Linked DNA regions of Homo sapiens: region 2 is linked to region 1. The links are chromatin loops, found by intact Hi-C in ENCODE. Cell type or tissue: Caco-2. All regions are shown on one strand. Each heading gives the region's core, and the rest is flanking DNA. Links, peaks and the distances in the headings are about the cores only.

Region 1 (5,380 bases), core at 77-5,076:
TGCACAATTCAGGCAAGCCAATTATCTTGTACCATAGTTGTCCAAAAAGACTCTTTTAAGAAAAAGTCTACATTTCCAAATAAAGCACATAATTCACAGTAGTTGTGTGAATAGCAACAACCAGCATCTTTCTTAAAGAATAGGCCAGAGGATGACTCCATGCCTGTCATGCCTTTTCCCACTGTAAGGTTAACCCAGCATGAAGTCAGACTTGCATCAACTGGTTGTAGCTTGTTTGCCTAAGGAGGCAATTCCAGAATAGATCATATTCATGAGACTCTGTGTCTCCAAGGATTCCAGAAATGTTAACTTTGAATTACTTCTTTACAAAACCCAGAACAAAAAGCTGTGGATTGGTAAGTGTCTGAAGAATTTGTGGTAATTGTGGTAGAAGTCATTTTTTTCATTGTTCCGGGCATTTGGGACTCTATGACCTGACCACATTGTGAGGGAAAACTTCAGTTAATTTGCTCCTAAGATGACAATCCATGTGAAATCTAAGGTACATGCTTTGCAAAAGAGTTCAAAAGTTTGGTTGAAAGCCCATTACTGGATGAGAGGGAAGGAAACCAATTACCCGGGAATGGTAGTGATAATTAAGACAATGTTATGATTCACTAAGAAGAGCCTGGGTTATGAACAATGAACACTGTGGCATATAAATTACCTGACAGAGTTTAATGATGTGTTCTTTCTTATTAATTGCTCCTTTGGTGACATGGTCTATAAAAGTTATTTTTTACAAGAAACAAAAAGAAGTCCACCGTCTCATCTTAGTCTTCTCAAATTTTACACATTGCTAAATTTCATGACCTTGGAGTGTCTTTACCTAACCCAGCATTTATTAGTGTGAACTGCAGTTTGGTTTTATATTTTTGTATGATAATCATGAGACATGATCCCATGTAGAATTTCCATAACTTTAAACAGACTTCTATTAAATAGCATCAGTTGAATTTTATAATTGAGCACCCTGATTATGTTCACTTATTCATGGAAAATGTTCTCATTTTGATATTATCTCTTCTAAATCAAATCCAAAGTAAAACTTATTTTGTCTAGATTCATATATTTTGGGGCATAGGCTGGGTGTACATGCAGCTGTTGAAGCAGACTGTGGAGAGCAGGATATGATCATTTTGGCCACTTTCCCAAACTATCCCAATCACAGAGACTAAATGCCAGATGGAGAGGTGCAGTGGTCACGATGACAGGATCGCAGCTCAGTCAATCAGTGGGCATAACTGACATCCATCCAGCTTTGCCAGCTGGTGGGTGAGAAGAAGTATTAACATTTACAATAATGTTTCCTACATTTCCACAGCTCTGGTCCCCTGCCCCCAACATGTTCACATGGGTAGTCCAGTTCATTTCAGAGGTGCCCATCTCTAGATATTTCTGAGTTTTTTAAGGGGATTTATATGAGTAGCTAGAAAATCCCTTAGTACCCTAAATTGTATAGTCCTGGGAATGTTCACTGTTTCCTCAAGAGCCTTTATGGGAGGAGGAGTAGCCTGCCTTACCTTGAAGCGGAACCACTACTTATAGCATTCGTTCAAGACCTTCTGCTTTGGGAGACTGCCGCCACCCACCCACCGCCCCCCACCCCAAAACCCAACCGCTGGCGTTGCCCACCCATCCACTGCTCCCTCCAACCCCTAGCGTTGCTCTTGTCTATTGTTCACTTGTGTCTGCCCAGAGCCCTGCCTCCTTGTCCCGACACACAATGGTCCATGCAGCTGCCAGCCTCCTCTGAGCCACCTACTCTGGTCCTTCTTCCATCTGGGTGTCTGGTGATCTTTTTTTTTTTTTTCCACCCAATGAAAGAACTGACTTTTCTTTCTCGTGTTCCTCTCTCTCAGGGAACAATCCCAGAGCAGAGACGAATGGGGCACTGGCTGACAAGTTTCTCTTCTATTTAGTAAGTCTTCTCCTTCACAGAGCACAGCCTCATACAGTATTTAAACAACTTGCCCTAACACGTGAGTGCTGAGGGTATCAAAGGATGGACTTTGCTGAGTGAGGCTTGTTCAAGAACTTTCAGAATGCATGGCTTTCTGGTAAAGGTGGAGTAGAGAATTGAACCTCTGAGGCCAGTGTGTGGCTTCCCACTCTCTACTTGTTGAACTGAAGATGACTGAGCCTGCAAGTTAGAGGTTGCCTGACTTCTCTACCCAGTCACAGGTGAAACTAGGAGAGCAGTGAGGCATGGCTTGGGGGAAGCAGAGGAGTGAGGCAACAGCAGCTGAGTCTGAGCTTTGACTCAAAAGAGCCAACAAGTTGCACCGGTATTCATCATTCATTCACTCTGTGAATGTAGTCAGGATAACAATGGCATTTGCATCCCAGCAAGAGATTAAGTTATGAGAAACATGCTCCTCTAGGATGCCATTCTTTTACCCATTCATTCATTCATTTAGCTAGTATTTATTAAATGCCTACCTTGTGTCAGGGACTGTGGGAGTTCAGTCAGGCTGGTGGGAAAAATTTTAAAGATAGTTATAAGAAATAGACACAAACCTTCTTGGAAGGTGGAGGGGTTTGCTTAAACTCCAGTAATAGATCGGCTGAAGGCAGCCTAATCTTTACCTTAAGTAAATAGTTTAAAGTAGGTACAAAGGAATGTAAGGAAGTTTATCTAAATAGCTTGTTTACACATGTGGTCCTAAAACTAACCTTTGATCATTTGCGGGCAGGATGGCTGTCTCGGGGGTCGGGGGTCGGGGAGGGCAACCAGGTTAATTACCCTCTTGTGGTGTAGACTCAAAGCCTTTGTTTTTTAGTGTGTGCTGAATAAGTGCCAGCAGGGCCAGCTAGTTGTGGCTGCAGTTGTGACTCTTTACAGCACCCTCCTTGGTGTCTGTGAGTGGCCCAGACCCTCAGCCAGACAGGCAAAATATCTGCATCAGTGTATGTCTCTCATCCATCGCTGGGTCAGGGTCTGTGGGTAGAACCCCTGCAAGGGACATACATAGTGTGAATATATAGAGTATATATAGATAGATAGATGCTATAGACTGAATGTTTTATCCCCCTCTCTCCCACTAAACCCCCAATACGTATGTCAAAATATAATTCCCTAATGTGACTGTATTTGGAGATGGGATTTTGGAGAGGTAATTAGGTCATAAGAGCTCTGCATAGGATTAGATAATAGGACCAAAACCCTTATAAAAGAGACCCTAGAGAACTCACTTGGTCCCCTTCTGCCATGTAAGGGCACAGCAAAAAGACAGCCATCCCTGAACCATGAAGCAAGCCCTCACTAGACACTGAATCTGCTGGTACCTTGATCTTGGACTTCCCAGACTCCAGAACTATGAGAAGTATATTTCTTTTTTTTTATAAGCCACCAACCTGTGGTATTTTTGCTGTAGCAGCCCAAACATGCCAAAATAGCATACAGTAGACGGACATAGTATACAAAGCAAATACTTTACTTTCTCTGGAGCTGGATATTAAACAAACACACAGATAAATACATTCATACAGATTTTATGATGCTTATGAAGGAAAATAACAGGAGATAGTATAAAAAGGAAGTTAGGGTAGACCTCCCTGATGAACTATGATGCTACCTTATACTTATATAATGTTACTATGAGCTAGGCATACTTATTTCCTCTTGTAATCCTCAAGGAAACCTTATAACATACGTACTATTAATATCTCCGTTTTACAGATGAGGAAACCTACAAAGACGTTAATTAATAAGCCCAAGGTCATACAACCAGTAAATGGTAGACCCTGGACTTGAACCCAGTATTCGAAGCTTAAGAATGAGTAAGATTGAACCAGATGAAGAGTGTGTAGCTTTTCAAACAAAGAGAACAGTATGTGTGAAGGAGGCAGTGACAGCATGGGGCATTTTAGGAGGTGAAGAAGTCCAGTGATTGTAGTGACTGAGAGGACAATCACAAGACAAGAGGTAAACTGGGGCCAGATCATGTAACTTTTTTTCTTGCTTTTAAAAATTATAATTTACATAGAGTCAGAGTCACATTTTTAGTGTATAGCTTTGTGAGCTTCTATATGCCTGTATAGTCATGTAACCACCACTACAATTAAGATATAGAAGAGTATGAGAACCTCAAAAAATCCTTCAGTGTCCCTTTCTTAACAAAACTCCCCTTCACTTCCTCTTACGTGTCTTCTGACCCTATGATTTGGCCTTTACAAAAATGTTATAGAAAAGGGGTATATAATATGTAGCATTTTGAGTTTCCCTTCTTTCACTTGGTACAATGCATTTTTTTGTTTGTTTGTTTTTTGTTTTGTTTGTTTCTTGGATTCAGGGGGTACATGTGCAGGTTTGTTACATGGCTATATTGTGTGATGCTGAGGTTTGAGGTATGGATGGTCCCATCTCCCTGGTAGTGAGCATAGTACCAAATAGGTAGTTTTTATTTATTTTTTTTTTTTGAGACAAAGTCACACTCTGTTGCCCAAGCTGGAGTGTAGTGGCGTGATCTCAGCTTACTGCAACCTCCACCTGCTGGGTTCAAGAGATTCTCCTGCCTCAGCCTCTCGAGTAGCTCTGACTACAGGCATGCGCCACCATGCCTGGCTAATTTTTTTTTTTTTGTATTTTTAGTAGAGACGGGGTTTCGCCATGTTGGCCAGGCTGGTCTTGAACTCCTGACCACGTGATCTCACCACCTCGGCCTCCCAAAGTGCTGGGATTACAGGTGTGAGCCACCACACCCAGCCCCAAGTAGGTAGTTTTTCAATGCATGCTCCTTTCCCTCCCAACTATTGCTCCCATATTTTTGTCCATGTGTATTCAATATTTAGCTCCCACTTATAAATGAGAACATGTGGTACTTGGTTTTCTGTTTCTAAGTTAATTTGCTTAGGATAATGGCCACCAGTTGCATCTACGTTGCTGCAAAGGGCATGATTTCTTCATTCTTTTTCATGGCTGAGTAGTACTGCTTGGTGTATAAATATCACATTTTCTTTATCAAACCACTGTTGATGGACAAATAGGCTGATTCCATGTCTTTGCTATTGTGAATAGCATGGCAATGCACCATACAAATGCATTGTCTTTTTTGGTAGAATGATTTATTTTCCTTTAGATATACACCCAATAATGGGATTGCTGGGTCAAATGGTAGTTCTAAGTTCTTTGAGAAATCTCCAAACTGCTATCCATGGTGGCTGAACTAATTTGCATTCATACCAACAATGTATAAGCATTCCTTTTTCTCTGCAGCCTTGCCAGCATCTGTCATTTTTTGGTTATTTAGCCATTCTGACTGATGTGAGATGGTATCTCATTGTGGTTTTGATTTGCAATTCTCTCATGATTAGAGATGTTGGGCATTTATTCTTATGTTTGTTGGCCATTTGTGTATCTTCTTTTGAGAAGTGTCTG
Region 2 (5,380 bases), core at 124-5,123, 50 kb before region 1:
TAGTTAAGTGTTTTCCTTTCACAAATTTGTTCTTCCTCTTAGGTTTATTAACAGAATCTATCAATTGTACATGGCATCTTCAGAAACTCTACTAGCTCTCAGTCTCGCTGCACTTAGCATTTGGGAAATCACGGAGCAATCTACTTTTTTCTCTATTGGCACTTATAGGAAAGTCTACATGCCTCCTTGTGAAAAGCAAATGCTTTTCAACATAACGGGTGTTAACTGAGTGGGTAGCACTCTGCAGCCTGAAAAACACAACAGTGGTTAAAAGGATGTGTGAATTGTGAAGATCTTATTGTTAAGAGTTTCCTGGGAGGCTTGCATGTTTTCCTCTCTCAAGATTCCTCCTGGTATATCATTAATTCCTTGCAGTGTGAAACTGGAAACAGGGAGATCCAAGGAGGTAAGAAGAGTGAGGGGGGAAAAGTGCTTAGAATACAGTGGTGTGCTGTAAACATTTAACAACTGGCTGGGGAGTGGGGAGGAAGACTGATTTGTAGTGTTTGCCAATTTCTGTAGTGTAAGTATGTGCACCATGGCTGATTTCAAGCTACCAACAGCCTAAGAGCTGGCTTGTAAATTTCCTGAGAATTTAACAATCAGCTCTCAGAAGCCTTTGGAACTGTCTCCAGTATTTCACTGCAGGCACATCCTCTGTCTCAAACTTCCCAACAGTTTTAGGAGGATGTTTTTACAGGATCATGTTAAAGGTGCCGGAACAGAGGCTACAAGATATTAAGTAACTTGTCTGCAGTTATTCAACATTTGGCATTGGGGTTGAGATTTGCACCCAGGCTTGGCTGACTTCACACTTGGGTTTTTAACTTCTCCATTAAAAGAACATGGATAAAATGTAAGGAAAGAAAAAAGAAGACAAGTAAAAGAAGAAAGGAAACAGTGAGGGGAAGCTTCAGGCTAAGGCTAAACAGATTGCTAAGCCATGTAGTAGAACACAGGTCAGCAAACTGCTGCCAGTGTGTCACATCCATCCTGATGACCTGTTTTTGGATTGCAAAATGGTTTTTACATTTTTAAAGAATTGTAGGGGAGGAGCCAAGATGGCCGAATAGGAACAGCTCCGGTCTACAGCTCCCAGCGTGAGCGACGCAGAAGACGGTGATTTCTGCATTTCCATCTGAGGTACCGGGTTCATCTCACTAGGGAGTGCCAGACAGTGGGCGCAGGCCAGTGTGTGTGCGCACCGTGCGCGAGCCGAAGCAGGGCGAGGCATTGCCTCACCTGGGAAGCGCAAGGGGTCAGGGAGTTCCCTTTCCGAGTCAAAGAAAGGGGTGACGGACGCACCTGGAAAATCGGGTCACTCCCACCCGAATATTGCGCTTTTCAGACCGGCTTAAGAAACGGCGCACCACGAGACTATATCCCACACCTGGCTCGGAGGGTCCTACGCCCACGGAATCTCGCTGATTGCTAGCACAGCAGTCTGAGATCAAACTGCAAGGCGGCAACGAGGCTGGGGGAGGGGCGCCCGCCATTGCCCAGGCTTGCTTAGGTAAACAAAGCAGCCGGGAAGCTCGAACTGGGTGGAGCCCACCACAGCTCAAGGAGGCCTGCCTGCCTCTGTAGGCTCCACCTCTGGGGGCAGGGCACAGACAAACAAAAAGAAAGCAGTAACCTCTGCAGACTTAAGTGTCCCTGTCTGACAGCTTTGAAGAGAGCAGTGGTTCTCCCAGCACGCAGCTGGAGATCTGAGAATGGGCAGACTGCCTCCTCAAGTGGGTCCCTGACTCCTGACCCCCGAGCAGCCTAACTGGGAGGCACCCCCCAGCAGGGGCACACTGACACCTCACACGGCAGGGTATTCCAACAGACCTGCAGCTGAGGGTCCTGTCTGTTAGAAGGAAAACTAACAACCAGAAAGGACATCTACACCGAAAACCCATCTGTACATCACCATCATCAAAGACCAAAAGTAGATAAAACCACAAAGATGGGGAAAAAACAGAACAGAAAAACTGGAAACTCTAAAACGCAGAGCGCCTCTCCTCCTCCAAAGGAACGCAGTTCCTCACCAGCAACAGAACAAAGCTGGATGGAGAATGATTTTGACGAGCTGAGAGAAGAAGGCTTCAGACGATCAAATTACTCTGAGCTACGGGAGGACATTCAAACCAAAGGCAAAGAAGTTGAAAACTTTGAAAAAAATTTAGAAGAATGTATAACTAGAATAACCAATACAGAGAAGTGCTTAAAGGAGCTGATGGAGCTGAAAACCAAGGCTCGAGAACTACGTGAAGAATGCAGAAGCCTCAGGAGCCGATGCGATCAACTGGAAGAAAGGGTATCAGCAATGGAAGATGAAATGAATGAAATGAAGCGAGAAGGGAAGTTTAGAGAAAAAAGAATAAAAAGAAATGAGCAAAGCCTCCAAGAAATATGGGACTATGTGAAAAGACCAAATCTACGTCTGATTGGTGTACCTGAAAGTGATGTGGAGAATGGAACCAAGTTGGAAAACACTCTGCAGGATATTATCCAGGAGAACTTCCCCAATCTAGCAAGGCAGGCCAACGTTCAGATTCAGGAAATACAGAGAACGCCACAAAGATACTCCTCGAGAAGAGCAACTCCAAGACACATAATTGTCAGATTCACCAAAGTTGAAATGAAGGAAAAAATGTTAAGGGCAGCCAGAGAGAAAGGTCGGGTTACCCTCAAAGGAAAGCCCATCAGACTAACAGCGGATCTCTCGGCAGAAACCCTACAAGCCAGAAGAGAGTGGGGGCCAATATTCAACATTCTTAAAGAAAAGAATTTTCAACCCAGAATTTCATATCCAGCCAAACTAAGCTTCATAAGTGAAGGAGAAATAAAATACTTTATAGACAAGCAAATGTTGAGAGATTTTGTCACCACCAGGCCTGCCCTAAAAGAGCTCCTGAAGGAAGCGCTAAACATGGAAAGGAACAACCGGTACCAGCCGCTGCAAAATCATGCCAAAATGTAAAGACCATCGAGACTAGGAAGAAACTGCATCAACTAATGAGCAAAATCACCAGCTAACATCATAATGACAGGATCAAATTCACACATAACAATATTAACTTTAAATATAAATGGACTAAATTCTGCAATTAAAAGACACAGACTGGCAAGTTGGATAAAGAGTCAAGACCCATCAGTGTGCTGTATTCAGGAAACCCATCTCACGTGCAGAGACACACATAGGCTCAAAATAAAAGGATGGAGGAAGATCTACCAAGCCAATGGAAAACAAAAAAAGGCAGGGGTTGCAATCCTAGTCTCTGATAAAACAGACTTTAAACCAACAAAGATCAAAAGAGACAAAGAAGGCCATTACATAATGGTAAAGGGATCAATTCAACAAGAGGAGCTAACTATCCTAAATATTTATGCACCCAATACAGGAGCACCCAGATTCATAAAGCAAGTCCTCAGTGACCTACAAAGAGACTTAGACTCCCACACATTAATAATGGGAGACTTTAACACCCCACTGTCAACATTAGACAGATCAACGAGACACAAAGTCAACAAGGATACCCAGGAATTGAACTCAGCTCTGCACCAAGCAGACCTAATAGACATCTACAGAACTCTCCACCCCAAATCAACAGAATATACATTTTTTTCAGCACCACACCACACCTATTCCAAAATTGACCACATAGTTGGAAGTAAAGCTCTCCTCAGCAAATGTAAAAGAACAGAAATTATAACAAACTATCTCTCAGACCACAGTGCAATCAAACTAGAACTCAGGATTAAGAATCTCACTCAAAGCCGCTCAACTACATGGAAACTGAACAACCTGCTCCTGAATGACTACTGGGTACATAACGAAATGAAGGCAGAAATAAAGATGTTCTTTGAAACCAACGAGAACAAAGACACCACATACCAGAATCTCTGGGACGCACTCAAAGCAGTGTGTAGAGGGAAATTTATAGCACTAAATGCCTACAAGAGAAAGCAGGAAAGATCCAAAATTGACACCCTAACATCACAATTAAAAGAACTAGAAAAGCAAGAGCAAACACATTCAAAAGCTAGCAGAAGGCAAGAAATAACTAAAATCAGAGCAGAACTGAAGGAAATAGAGACACAAAAAACCCTTCAAAAAATCAATGAATCCAGGAGCTGGTTTTTTGAAAGGATCAACAAAATTGATAGACCGCTAGCAAGACTAATAAAGAAAAAAAGAGAGAAGAATCAAATAGACACAATAAAAAATGATAAAGGGGATATCACCACCGATCCCACAGAAATACAAACTACCATCAGAGAATACTACAAACACCTCTACGCAAATAAACTAGAAAATCTAGAAGAAATGGATACATTCCTCGACACATACACTCTCCCAAGACTAAACCAGGAAGAAGTTGAATCTCTGAATCGACCAATAACAGGCTCTGAAATTGTGGCAATAATCAATAGTTTACCAACCAAAAAGAGTCCAGGACCAGATGGATTCACAGCCGAATTCTACCAGAGGTACAAGGAGGAGCTGGCACCATTCCTTCAGAAACTATTCCAATCAATAGAAAAAGAGGGAATCCTCCCTAACTCATTTTATGAGGCCAGCATCATCCTGATACCAAAGCCGGGCAGACACACAACCAAAAAAGAGAATTTTAGACCAATATCCTTGATGAACATTGATGCAAAAATCCTCAATAAAATACTGGCAAACCGAATCCAGCAGCACATCAAAAAGCTTATCCACCATGATCAAGTGGGCTTCATCCCTGGGATGCAAGGCTGGTTCAATATACGCAAATCAATAAATGTAATCCAGCATATAAACAGAGCCAAAGACAAAAACCACATGATTATCTCAATAGATGCAGAAAAAGCCTTTGACAAAATTCAACAACCCTTCATGCTAAAAACTCTCAATAAATTAGGTATTGATGGGACGTATTTCAAAATAATAAGAGCTATCTATGACAAACCCACAGCCAATATCATACTGAATGGGCAAAAACTGGAAGCATTCCCTTTGAAAACCGGCACAAGACAGGGATGCCCTCTCTCACCGCTCCTATTCAACATAGTGTTGGAAGTTCTGGCCAGGGCAATCAGGCAGGAGAAGGAAATAAAGGGTATTCAATTAGGAAAAGAGGAAGTCAAATTGTCCCTGTTTGCAGACGACATGATTGTTTATCTAGAAAACCCCATCGTCTCAGCCCAAAATCTCCTTAAGCTGATAAGCAACTTCAGCAAAGTCTCAGGATACAAAATCAATGTACAAAAATCACAAGCATTCTTATACACCAACAACAGACAAACAGAGAGCCAAATCATGGGTGAACTCCCATTCACAATTGCTTCAAAGAGAATAAAATACCTAGGAATCCAACTTACAAGGGATGTGAAGGACCTCTTCAAGGAG

What was found. Hi-C counts contacts between places; a loop is a spot of excess contacts. Peaks named below come from ENCODE experiments on the same cell type or tissue, not always from the same donor. Only the 100,000 strongest peaks of a DNase experiment are listed, where the experiment ranks them.
Region 2: a loop joins it to region 1, with 2.6 times the contacts of the local background. A loop is called at or near these places in 3 of 110 quality-filtered maps.

Annotation. Positions count from the first base shown.
Region 1 is chr11:95,485,440-95,490,819 of GRCh38, forward strand. No RefSeq gene overlaps it. Among named protein-coding and RNA genes, the nearest start is that of SESN3, 260 kb to the left of the region's middle. In Caco-2, for the core only: no CTCF peak of the experiment used is centred there; DNase peaks (open chromatin) are centred at 2,232 and 2,732.
Region 2 is chr11:95,435,170-95,440,549 of GRCh38, forward strand. No RefSeq gene overlaps it. Among named protein-coding and RNA genes, the nearest start is that of SESN3, 210 kb to the left of the region's middle. In Caco-2, for the core only: no CTCF peak of the experiment used is centred there; no DNase peak of the experiment used is centred there; H3K4me3 peaks cover 766 bases.